Regions from separate parts of the Homo sapiens genome. Here region 1 is linked to region 2. Evidence: read pairs that join two places in POLR2A ChIA-PET (ENCODE). Cell type or tissue: PC-9. All regions are shown on one strand. Links, peaks and the distances in the headings refer to the core of each region. The heading gives the core; the rest is flanking DNA.

Region 1 (6,562 bases), core at 809-5,808, 390 kb before region 2:
TTATCTTCTTGCCCAAGAATATTCCAGCATCTGTCTTTTTAAACCTTGCATTATAAAAATTAAAAGAAAAAAGTGGAATAATGAATGCACAGAGAGGTGAATAATAAAAGCTAAAAAGGAAACTCAGTGGAATTGAATGAAGTAAGGACTACACGGAAAATATCTGATGAGGTCTCAAGGCTGCATCTGAAGACCTTATTGGTTTTTACCCCAGACTCGTTCCTTTCTAACCATTGGTCTTTTCAGAATTGATTCCTTACTCTCCTTTCATCTCCAGCTGCTGCTTTCCCTGATGTTTTGGATCTCGTAAAGATGCCAGTAGTTCTAAAGGTAACCATTAACTTTAATTATTTTATGGAGAAATTGCTATGATTAACTTAGTTGATACAAACATTTTGAGATCAAACCTTTTACTCAGCTAGATTACTTCAACCTTCAAGAAACCATGCCCCATGCACATGTGCAAACTCCATGCATATATAGAATCACAAAAATTTAGAGTGGAGACCTCAGGCAGGATCTAACCCCGGTCCCCTCATTGAATGCCAGGACATGAAAGCCTGGCACTGAGAAGCACCTTCCTCCATATCTCATAATGATGGGTGATGAATTTCACCCATGAAACAGTGCTCCTCATTCCTGATCCAGTGCTGATCCCAAGTTAAGATCTTCCTGATGTACAGAGGAGTTCAGCCTCAACTGAGTGTCCTTGTTACACTGATGGAGAACAGCAGAAGCTCTATGATTTCTACCACCAGAAATAAACAGATTAGTGGTCTGTACAGCTTGGATTTCTCAGACAGTCTGGTCTTCCTACATGAGGGGCTAGCAGAGCCATTAGCTCAAGCTTCAAACATAGACTTTTCACCTTAAACTCCAAATGATATTAAACATTTAGTTACAGAAAGACAAAAATGGGACTGAAGGACATTCTCCACATAACTTGAAACTTGGGTCCCTCCCAACTTTCAACCCTGGAACTTTCAACCCTGGATGACCACCCTGTAGGGCACCAGGATCTTATGAATAACACAATTGTGTTACATGATGCATCGCATGTGAGCGCTTATGTTAACATCATTGATTTGTTCAATGCAATTACGTAAACTATATAGATGCTTTGGTATTTCACTTTTTCATATACCAGAAGACTTAGAAATGAAAGGGATCTGACTTTTTTGGAGAAGCTCTGCTAAGAGAAGTACGACCAGGTCATTTGTGGGAAAATAGGCAATTCATCTAATAAAAACAGAGGCACCACTCACAAATACTTTTGCTCTGCTAGACATTCTATTTGGAGCTTTGTAATACCATACCATGAAATAATACATGATTCTATGCAATCTTCACAATACCCTATGACCTAGGAACTATTATCACACCCAATTCACAGATGAGGAAACTGGGGCTTAGGTTAAGTGCTCAAGCACATACAATTAGTAAGCAGTTAAGCCAGGACTAGAAAGAACCCACTAGTGGCTGACACCAAAGCCACATTCCAGCCATGCTGGATCACCTCCCAAGGTGGGTTAAAATTTTTACGAAGCAATCCTAATGCTTCAAGAAAATCATCAGGAGGTCTTCACCTCCCACTTAAGGACCTGTCAATCACATATTAAGTTCTTCCCCTCAGCTGGTACTGCCCATAACTTAATAACATAGAGGACATGAAATGCTACAGCTTGTCCTAGAGAGGTATTTGTGGGAGGGTCTACATTATACTGAAAGCTGAATGTCAGTGGCATGAGGACTAACTGCTGTTTGACTTACCTGTGATCCTACATCCTTTCCCCAGGCTTTGTTTCTCACTCACTTCTGACAGTAGCCATTTCTGGTCCTTGTTTGCATTATAATCTATTGAATGGTGCAGTTAGGTTGCTCCTCAGTTTTTCTGCCCACTTCAAAATAATAACCAAATCCTGTTTCTGTTTCTTTCTCCATAAACTCTAAAGAACAACATTTTTGTCCAATATTCTCTCAGGGCCCATGATAGGCCAAACCATCTCAAAGCCTAAGGTTATGTGAGTTGCTCACCCAGGACTGGGACCAGGTAAAGTCAGAAGGATGGGAGAGTTTGTCTTCAGTGCCTCTCTTCACTTGCTCTCCACACAACTGTCTTCTGTTCTGCTCTTCCTGGACCTCTTATGCCTGCATACTGCCCTGGATTCCTGTAGTTAGCTTGGTAATGATATTACTAATGGCCATATGTATTTGTGTCTGTCTGGTCACGGTTCCTTACTCCTCCAGAAGACACCTGGAGGAAGTAAAGCCATTGGTAGAATTTCAGAAACTGCACACCTGGTTGGAAGGCAGTTTCAGGAAAGAGTGGCTGCTATGACAGGTAATTGATTATTTGCTCACAGAAGTAGGCACTTCCTAAAACTAATTGTTACATCTCAGACCATGCATGGCCAAGTGTGTACCTTCTTCCTTGCATCAAGATGAGGAAGCCTAGGAAAGACAGAGCCACCCAATGGAGAGGCCTCAAGAAGAAGTTCAGCCCAAGAGGCAGAATCCAGTGTCTGCAGGGTTCAAGGCTATAGAGAAAGGAAGTGGTCCAGGCAAGCTGTCAACATCAGGAGCATAACACAAATTGGCAGGTGGGTGGAACAAGAAGGAGGAGATTCACCCTAAAGCAGTCACATTCAGAGATGCGTAGAGAAAAGAACCACTGGGGAGACAGGGCTCAGCAGCCAGGCTGGGGGGAAGGAGCACTGCGTGAATCTCTGGCATGCCGAGGGCCAGACTAGCACAGGTCCCTGACTCTAAAGGGACCAAGATACCAGGCAGGTAGCAGAGATGTTAATTTGACTCAGGAAATAAGACAAGAATCTATCTCCTGAGTATAAGTGCAAGGCCTACATCCCAGGGTAAAACCTCCCTCATCATAATGGAGATACAAGTTCAAGGCTAGACTTGGTGCTCTGGCCCCTAGACAGAGTCCTGCAAACTCACTGGATTGTAGTCAGGGTAGATCCATCCTTAAGATGTGGAGACAACTGGCCCAGCAGCTGAAAGAGCAGTGACTCCAGGTTGGAGGTACGAGATGGGGTTAGGGAGGGTCCATGTAACACTTTATGCTAACTAGGAAAAGGCATCCCAAGCAGACTGTGGTAAACCTGTGGACACAGTGCTTGGCAAGTGCACCACATTTTTGTGTTATTTGGTAAGATGCCTCTCCCAGTTGGACCTAGGCCTGCACAGGCACAGCCTGATGTGTGGGAAGCAGACTAGATTCTGGCCTCCTCCTTCTTCCTCAGTCAGGCACTGCGATGGTAATGTTAGGTGTCAGCTTGACTGGATTGAGTCACCTAGATGGCTGGTGAAGCATTGTTTCTGGGTGTGTCTGTAAGGGTGTTTCAGGAAGAGATTGCCATGTGAGTCAGTGGGCTGACAGAGGAAGACCTGCCCTCAACGCGGCCAGCACCATCCAGTAAGCTACAGGCCCATTTGGGACAAAACTGGCAGGAAAAGGAGGATTTACCTTCCCTACTGTCTCTCTCCCCTACAGAGCAGGACCTTTTTCTCCTCCTTCCTTTGGACATCAGACTCCAGGTTCTTCAGCTTGCAGACTCTGGGACTTGCCCCAGCAGCCTCCCAAGGGGGCTCTTGGGCCTGAGGCCTGCACTGTCAGCTTCCCTGGTTCTAAGGCTTTGGACAGAAACTGAGCCACACTACCAGCTTGGAGCCATGCTATCGCTTCTAAGATTCTCCAGCCTGCACTTGGCCTATTGTGGGACTTCGTCTCTGTGACTCCGTGAGCCAATTCCTCCTAATAAATCTCCTTCCGTTTATCCTACTGATTGTATCTCTGGAGAACACTGAGTAATGCAGGTACCCTTGGGCAGTAAACAACCTGTCAAACAATACCCAGCAGACTTGGAAGGCACAGTGACTTCACAGAGAGAAGATTGTACTGGAAAGGCCTAGAATTGAGGGCAATGGAAGGGTTTTCTTTCTCCCCTCTAATGTATAACCAAGCTTCCTACTCAAACCCTATGTGATAAAAAAGGAGAATCAAGCGGAACCTGCATCAGTATCTAATCAACAGACTTTTTTCCCTCCTAGAAAGGGCATTTAAATATCAATTCAAGCTAAGAAAACTGAGAAACTCCAGAATAAATGCTTTGGCAAAAACATTTGTATTCCACAACTTTCTTTTCATAGTCAAGTTATGTTCCTTCTTTGTTTTTTTCCAGGCCTTCCTAGCAGAGTTTTTGCTGTCTCTGACCAAGCTGAAGGTAAGTTGGACAGATGCACCATTCAGAGGCCAAGTTCCACACAGCAGTTTTTTTTTCTAGAAGTAACATCTGGCTCTATGGCTTTTTCCCCCTTGGAGACTCAGCGGCTGTGGACGTGGCAGGCTGCTTGGCTTGCTTCACAGCTGTGGGGCCACGTCCCAAGTTCCTCTGGCATGAGCTGCAGCTGTGCAACATCTGACTTCATCCTTCCACAACCCCCTGCACCCCTTGCCCTTTTACTTGAGGCAGACCCCCAAGAAGTCCAGGCAAAACTCTGGAAAACATGGGATGGTGTCAGCACTCTGGTCTCTGGCCCTTGGTAGCCATTAGAAGTAAAACCACACCTTGTAGGGACCAGTGTTCTGTCACCATGTTGATGGTTTGAGGAAGAGATTAAACTCTTTGGTCAGGAAAGACCTGGGGGAAAATATGAGTTTCTATTCACAAAGGAGATGAAAAGAAAAATCTTTTTGGAGAGTGGGGCCTTTTCTGTCAGTGAGACCTGAAGATTAAAAATGAAGAGAAGAGCCTATAAAGATACTTATGAAAGAATGGAGAGCAACCGTCCCTAAGGATCCAGAAATACCTGTGAATTGGAAGGATTTCAGTTCTGGTAATTCTTTGAAAACAACGCTTTCATTTTCTAAGTGATACATCCTCATTAAAGAAAATATAGAAAGAGAAAGAAAAATATATGTACCTAGAGAGAATCACACTTCTTCCACCCAAACTCAGACCATTTGGGGCATTGCCTTCTTTCCCTTTTATTCTTGTTTATAGAATTCTGGGGAATTGAGCTTACCCCTAATCATACATGATATATGTTTATATATGTACAATATTAAATTATACAAGTTTTGCCATGTAATTAATGTTCTTTGTAACAACTTTTAAGGGTGGCATAATTGAACAGTTATGGCAATTTTCTAGATCTATTATAATTCTGTTTTAATAGACACTAAAGAGACATTTTAAAGAAGCAAACAAAATCAGTAAGAAGAAAACCTGGATTTAGGCAATAAGAAGAAAGAAAAAGTAAACTCCAAGGTTTATTTATATAGCCCAGAGATTAGCAGGATGGTGATATCAATAGCAGAAATATTGAAGCAAGAAAGAGCTTGAGAGGTTGCCTAGTTCCTGGCTACTCAAAGTGTAGCCCATGAACCACCAACATCAGCATCATCAGGGAGCTTGTTAGAGGTGCAGAATCTTATCCTCCACCTCAGACCTACTGAATCAGCATCAGCATCTTAAAAGGGCCTTCAGATAGTTGATATGCCCAACAAAGATCAAGAATCACTGGCTCAATACAATCCCTTCCCCCAACCAGAGATGTAAAGTCTGGCTGCAGTCACACAGCTAAATAGTGGAGATCTGGTCTTTGGTTCTATTAAACCAAAATCTATTTTATTCAACCTCTAGTAATAATAATACAAAATAATATTTATCAATAACTAAGTGTCAGGAATGATTCTAATTGCTTTATATTTAATGCTTACAACAACCATGTTAGCATCCCTTTTTATGATCAAAAAACTGAGTTTCAAGTAACTTGCCCAAGGTCCCATATTAACTGGCAGAACTGAGATTGAACCCCGGGTATCTGTCTTCACAGTTTATACTCCTAACCACCAAAGTAAACTGGATGATGGATGGATGGATGGATGGATGGATGGATGGATGGATGGATGAATGGGTGGGTGGACAATGGGCCACTTTGCTGTACTTTAGCCTAGCTAAACTGACAAGCATACATTTAAGTATGTTAGGGATATACTTAAGTATGTATGGGACAGTATGCATAGCTATATGAATTTGAAACAAAGAAGTCTAGTTCCAAAGCCCTCACCTGCTCTTAAACAGTCACTACACCAAAACTGCAAAAGAAAACAGTATGCTAGGGTTATCCTTAATGGCTGAAAATCACTATAGGACAATGTAAGGAGTTTTACATCTCCAACAAATTGGCTATATGTTAGGCTTCCCTCTATCGGACTACTATTTTTTGTTTACCTATGAGTATCTTCTCCCAATTCATTCATTCATTTCAATCTTTATCATACCTATTTGTTCATTATTAGTTATTATGTGGCTGCTCAAGAGGTTGTGATGATCAAAGCAGACAGTCCCTACCCTCATACGATTTGCTAAAGGGAAATACAAAGATTAAATAAATAATTGCACAAATATACATTTAACTTCAAGCTGTGCTGTGAAGGAAAACTACATAGCTGAGAAAAGACAGCAGGGGGTGGTAACCTTGCCTTGAAGTCAGTCTCACTCTTCTCTACCCATCCCTGCAGTTTCACACATAGTTGACC
Region 2 (6,562 bases), core at 912-5,911:
TAATCCCAGCTACCTGGGAGGCTGAGGCAGGAGAATCTCTTGAACCTGGGAGGCGAAGATTGCAGTGAGCCAAGATTTCGCCACTGCACTCCAGCCTGGGCAATAGAGGTATACTCAGTCTCCAAAAAAAAAAAAAAAAAAAAAGGCCAGGCACGGTGGCTCATGCCTATAATCCCAACACATTGGGAGGCTGAGGTGGGCAGATCACTTGAGGTCGTAGTTCGAGACCGGCCTGGACAACATGGTGAAACCCTGTCTCTACTAAAAATACAAAAATTACCCGGGCATGGTAGCACGCGCCTGTAGTCCCAGCTACTCAGGAAGCTGAGGCAGGAGAATCGCTTGAACATGGGAGGCTAAGGTTGCAGTGAGCCAAGATCGTGCCACTGCACTCCAGCCTGGGCAACAGAGTGAGACTCCATCTCAAAAAAAAAAAAAAATGGAGATAAGAATATGTGACAAAAATAGCTAATTGTCTCCCATTATCTGTTCTTCCCTTTCACAGGTATAGAATGCCAAATTTTTCGGTGGAGACGTGATACCCAGAATAAATACTATATTTCCCAGAGAATTTTGCTGCTAATTGTGGTTAGGAGACTGTGTTGGGCTAATGGGATGGATGTGGACTAAGAAACTGCATAATATGATAGTTGTAAAGTTCCTTTGGATTTCTTCTGTGCTATCTGGAGTGTGGATGTGATGGCTGGAGCACTAGCCAATGTCCTGGACCATAAAGGATGAAGGCCACACCTTGCTTTTGGAATAGTTGGATAAAGAAGTCTAGGATCCTGAGGTCTTTGTAGAGACAGAAATAAATTGCTTGGTTGTTTAAACCACTGTTATTTTATTTTATTTATAATTTTTTTAAGACAGAGTCTGGCTTTGTTGCCCAGGCTGGAGTTCAGTGGCACGATCTCACCTCACTGCAGCCCAACTTCCGCCTCCTGGGTTCAAGTGATTCTCCTGCCTCAGCCTCCCAGGTAGCTGGGACTTCAGTAGGTGTGCACTATCATGCCTGGCTAATTTTTGTATTGTTAGAAGAGACAGGGTTTCACTATGTTGGCCAGGCTGGTCTCAAACTCCTGACCTCGAGTAATCCGCTTGACTTGGCCTCCCGAGTCCTGGGATTACAGGTGTGAGCCACTGTGCCCAGCCTCACTGTTATTTTAGGTCTCTGCTCCAAGCAGTGGAAACTGCTTGCTTTGTAAAAGCTGTTCCCTCTGCCTGACAGTTTGCTTGAAGTATTGGTCTAGGTTGCCTAGAGAAACAGAACTAATAGGATGGATGGATGGGAAAATAGATAGGTAGACAGACAGACAGATAGATGAGAGGGGATTTATTAGGAGAATTGGCTCATGCAGTTATGGAAGCTGAGGCCTCACGACATGCTGTCGAAAGGCGGAGGACCAGGGAAGCAGGTAGGGTGGCTCAGTCCAAGTCCAGAGACTTGAGAACCAGGGGAGTCAATGGTGTAACTCTCAGTCCAAGGCCAAAGACCTGAGAACATAGGGGTCTGCTGGTGCAAGTTCTACAGTCCAAAGACTGGACAACATGGGGTTCTGATGTGCAAGGCAAGAAAAGATGGGTGTTTCCGTTGAAGGGGAAGAGGGGGAGTTCTTTCCTCTGCCTTTTTGTTCGATCTGGGTCCTCAGTTGATTGGATGGCGCCTGCACACATTGGGTGAGGGCAGATCTTCCTTACTCCGTCCACTCATTCAAATGCCAATCTCTTCCAGAAACATCCTTGGAGACATACCCAGAAATAATGCTTTACCCGCTATGTGGGTATCCCCTTAATCCAGTCAAGCTGACACCTAAATTAGCCGTCACACTCAACAAACTTCTATTTATCTTTCAAGACTGAGATCAATCCATTTCCTCCTCTGTGGAACTTCTGATCTCCACCTGGGGATTTAATTCTTCTTTGGCTTCATACCAGTTCTTAATCTTTTGCATAGTTTTATAGCAAGCTGCACATTTCCGTTTATAAATTTGTCTCCCTACTAAAACAGTCTCTCACTTAAAAAATAATTGGAATTTTTGTTTTCTTTGAGACAGAGTTTCACTTCTGTTGCCCAGGCTGGAGTGCAATGGCACGATCTCGGCTCAACCTCCACCTCCCAAGTAGTTCAAGTGATTCTCCTGCCTCAGCCTCCCAAGTAGCTGGGATTACAGGCGCCCACCACCACGCCCAGCTAATTTTTTGTATTTTTAGTAGAGATGGGAGTTCACCATGTTGGCCAGGCTGGTCTTGAACTCCTGACTCCTGACTTCAGGTGATCCACCCGCCTCAGCCTTCCAAAGTGCTGGGATTACAGGCGTGAGCCACCGTGCCCGGCCTGAGATCTCTTTGAATAAACATAAAAAATCTCATGGCTCATGCAGATTCTGAAACTGCCCACCAAATCTATTGCAATATTGAATATGCCAATCCTGCAAGCCACCACTACCTATCCAAAGATTCTGATTTACTTTTTTTTCTTTTTTTGAGACATGGTCTTGTTCTGTTGCCCAGGCTGGAGTGCAGTGGCATGATCTGATCTCGCTGCAACCTCTGTCTCCCAGGTTCAAGCGATTCTCCTGCCTCAGCCTGACATGCAGCTCGGACTACAGGCATGCACCACCACACCCTGCTAATTTTTTTTTGTTTTAGTAGAGACAGGATTTCGACATGTTGCCCAGGCTGGTCTGGAATTCCTGGGCTCAAGCGATCCACCCACCTTGGCCTCCCAAAGCGCTGGGATTACAGGTGTGAGCCACTAGGCCCGGCATTGATGTATATTCTTTGAGGCGGAATTTCGCTCTTCTCACCCAGGCTGGAGTGCAGTGGTGCGATCTTGGCTCACTGCAACTTCCACCTCCTGGGTTCAAGGGATTCTCCTGCCTCAGCCTCCTGAGTAGCTGGAATTACAGGTGCCTGCCACCATGCCCAGCTAATTTTTTATATTTTTAGTAGAGACGGGGTTTCGCCATGTTGGGCAAGCTGGTCTCAAACTCCTGACCTCAGGTGATCCACCTGCCTTGGCCTCCCAAAGTGCTGGGATTACAGGAGTGAGTCACCACACCCAGCACTGATGTACTTTTTAGGATAAGAATAACCTTCCTCTCCTCTCCTGGTCCACTCAATTGATCCATTGAATAAATACCTATTTGGTTGGGCACTGAGGTAGATGCTGGGGAGAAGAGGTTTGGGTTCTGCCCTCAAAGAGCCTGCAATGTGCTAGGTGAGACAGATCCTCAAATAATAATATGACATACGGAGAAGAGAAGTAGGAGAGATGAGGAAATAATTCATTCTGTTCTCAGGCACAGGTTATGATGATGCCTGGACTACATTCTGAAAGAATAATACTTTACCCAATGGACTGGGGAAAGGGGAGAAAAGGGTAACAGAAGATATAATGGGCAGAAGGAATAACATGTGTGAAGGCGCAGAGGCATAAAATACGTGATTAATTTTAGTCATGAGCATTGCACTCAGGTCTTACGAAGTTTCCCTGCAAACACATTCACAGAACATTTCTTAGGGTGAGTTACCTCTACAGATGGTGCATCTCGTCGATTATGTCTTGATTTATCACTGTTTTAATTCTGAGGACAATGTTTCCCTGAGCCTGTTCCCTAGACTCCATACCACTTGGTAATGACTGAAGCTGTTAATTATACTGTTCCTGGAAAAAATTTTCCCTAGTGCCAGTTCAAGGCCCCACCATTGACTCATCCTGCAGTTATGTACATTCAGGAGCTCTTCCTTCTAAAGGCTTATTCTTTTTGCTGATATTCGGAACACTTGTAAGACTGTATTGTAAAAACTTCCTGGTTAGTTTTTAGCTACTTGTTTTTAGTTAACAGCAGGTTTGTCAGTTTCCTGTCGTCTGTCTTTATTTTTTGTATGTGAATATATGTTCCTTTTTTTTACATTGCATCATATATATGTATATGTATATATATATATATATATATATATATATATATATATATATATATATGTATATGTATATGTATGTATGTATTTTTTTTTTTTGAGATGGAGTTTCACTCCTGTTGCCCAGGCTGGAGTGGCACAATCTCAGCTCACCACAAACTCTGCCTCCCAGTTTCGAGCGATTCTCCTGCCTCAGCCTCCCGAGTAGCTGGGATTATAGGCATGTGTCACCATGCCCAGCTAATTTTATATTTTTAGTAGAGACAGGGTTTCTCCATGTTGGTCAGGCTGGTCTCGAACTCCTGACCTCAGGTGATCCACCTGCCTCAGCCTCCCAAAGTGCTGGGATTACAGGCATGAGCCACCACACCCGGCCATTGCATCATATATTGTGCAGGAAATATTTAAAAGTAAAATTTTGGGGCCAGGTGCAGTGGCTCCTGCCTGTAATCCTAGGACTTTGTGAGGCTAAGGTGGGTGGATCACCTGCGGTTGGGAGTTCGAGACCAGCCTGGCCAACAAGGCAAAACCCTGTCTCTACTAAAATTAGCTGGGTGTGGTGGTGCATGCCTGTAATTCCAGCTACTTGGGAGGCTGAGGCATGAGAATCACTTGAACCCAGGAGGTGGAGGTTGCAGTGAGCAAAGATCATGCCTCTGTATTCCAGACTGGGAAACAGAGCAAGACTCCATCTCAAAAAAATAAAAAGAAAAAAGAAAAGTAAAATTTTTAGAGCAATTTCAATCTTTATATTGTGGTAAACAATTTATTTCTTTTTCAACTTATATTTTAGAATTGGGGGTACATCTGCAGGTTGTTACAAAGGTATTTTGCATGGTACTGAGGTTTGGGGTATGACTGAACCCATCATCCAGGCAGTGAGCATCATAGCCAACAGGTAGTTTTTCAGCACTTGCCCCACTCCTTCTCTCCCTTCTCTAGTAGTCCCCAGTGCCTACTGTTCCCATCTTGTGTTCATGCGGACTCAGTGTTTAGCTCCCACTTATAAGAGAACAGGCAATATTTGGTTTTCTGTTTCTTTCTTTCTTTTTTTTTTTTGAGACGGAGTTTCACTCTTGTTGGCCGGGCTGGAGTGCAGTGGCACAGTCTCGGCTCACTGCAACCTCTGCCTCCCAGGTTCAAGAGATTCTCCTGCCTCAGCCTGCCGAGTAGCTGGGACTATAGGTGTCCGCCACCATGCCTGGCTAATTTTTGTATTTTTAGTAGAGATGGGGTTTCGCAATGTTGGTCAGGCTGGCCTCAAACTCCTGACCTCAAGTGATCCATCCACTTCAGCCTCCCAAAGTGCTGGGATTACAGGCGTGAGCCATCACGCCTGGCCTCTGTTTCTGTCTTAATTGGCTTAGGATAATGGCCTTTAGTTCTATCCATGTTGCTGTAAAGGACATGATTTCATTCTTTTTCTATGGCTGCATAGTATTCCATGATGTACATGTACCACATTTTCTTTATCCAGTGCACCACTGATGGACACCTGGGTTGATTCCATGTTTTTGCTATTGTGAACAGAGCTGTCATGAACATATGAGTCCTTTTGGTAGAAAAATTTATTTTCCTCTGGGTATATAACCAGAAGTGGTATTGCTGGGTTGAATGGTAGTTCATCACTTAGTTCTTTTTTTTTTTTTTTTTAGACGGAGTCTCCCTCTGTTGCCAGGCTGGAGTGCAGTGGCATAATCTCAGCTCACTGCAACCTCCACTTCCCGGATTCAAGTGATTCTCCTGCCTCAGCCTCCCGAGTAGCTGGGACTACAGGCGTGCACCATCACACCTGGCTAATTTTTGTATTTTTAGTAGAGACGTGGTTTCACCATATTGGCCAGGCTGGCCTCTATCTCCTGATCTCGTGATCCACCCGCCTCAGCCTCCCAAAGTGCTGGGATTACAGGCATGAGCCACCGTGCCTGGCTCATAACTTAGCTCTTTCAGAAATCTTCAAACTGCTCTCCACAGTGGCTAGACTAATTTATATTCAGTGTATAAGTGTATAAGAGTCTTCAATAAATAATGTTGAATGAATGAATTTATAAAACTGTGTATACACTTATACACAGTGTATAAGTGGCTGGATAGAGCTGCAACACTCTGCCTGGTAATTCCTTTTAAAGTTGGATTGAGTTTTCTGTAAGCCTGGATGGCTATTCTGGATCTGAATGCCACCTGTAGGCACCTGGAAGTGCTATTTTCTCTCAGTTTCCATTGCTCTTTACTCACTCTTCTGCAGTTACATGTATGACATGCTGTAGATTTTTATTTCCATTTCTGACGGTTCCCTAGTGTATGTAGCCATCAACCATTACCATCATTAGCATTGACCAAAGCCAAATAATTGAATTAATAAGAAGTAAGTGTCCCATCTTGTCAATATGGATGTTTTTTTTTCTAACAGGAGCCTCATTACTTGGCCATGACTGATAAGGACCGAGTTAGAGTGCTGAACCTTGACATTAATCTGGCCATGCAAATGTATTCATTAATAGATGCTTAATTAATTGTTCCTTTTAGATTAGGATTGCTTGTTTTTTGCAGCAGTGTGGTCCTTTTGCTTCTCTTTGCTGCTGCATCTGTTGCAAAGCAAACAATCACTGCCGGGCATGGTGGCTCACACCTGTAATCC

What was found. ChIA-PET counts read pairs that join two places held together with the same protein. Peaks named below come from ENCODE experiments on the same cell type or tissue, not always from the same donor. Only the 100,000 strongest peaks of a DNase experiment are listed, where the experiment ranks them.
Region 1: POLR2A ChIA-PET joins it to region 2 with 8 read pairs; 2 of 35 experiments call an interaction of 5 or more read pairs at or near these places.

Annotation. Positions count from the first base shown.
Region 1 is chr14:63,175,855-63,182,416 of GRCh38, forward strand. LOC105370531 (LINE-1 retrotransposable element ORF1 protein-like) reads right to left here and starts at 1,855. Exons shown (of 4, transcript XR_943934.4): 1 at 1,771-1,855. LOC105370530 (a long non-coding RNA gene) reads left to right here and starts at 2,516. Exons shown (of 2, transcript XR_943933.3): 1 at 2,516-2,600; 2 at 3,512-4,137. In PC-9, for the core only: no CTCF peak of the experiment used is centred there; no DNase peak of the experiment used is centred there.
Region 2 is chr14:63,570,053-63,576,614 of GRCh38, forward strand. No RefSeq gene overlaps it. Among named protein-coding and RNA genes, the nearest start is that of PPP2R5E, 30 kb to the left of the region's middle. In PC-9, for the core only: no CTCF peak of the experiment used is centred there; a DNase peak (open chromatin) is centred at 3,729.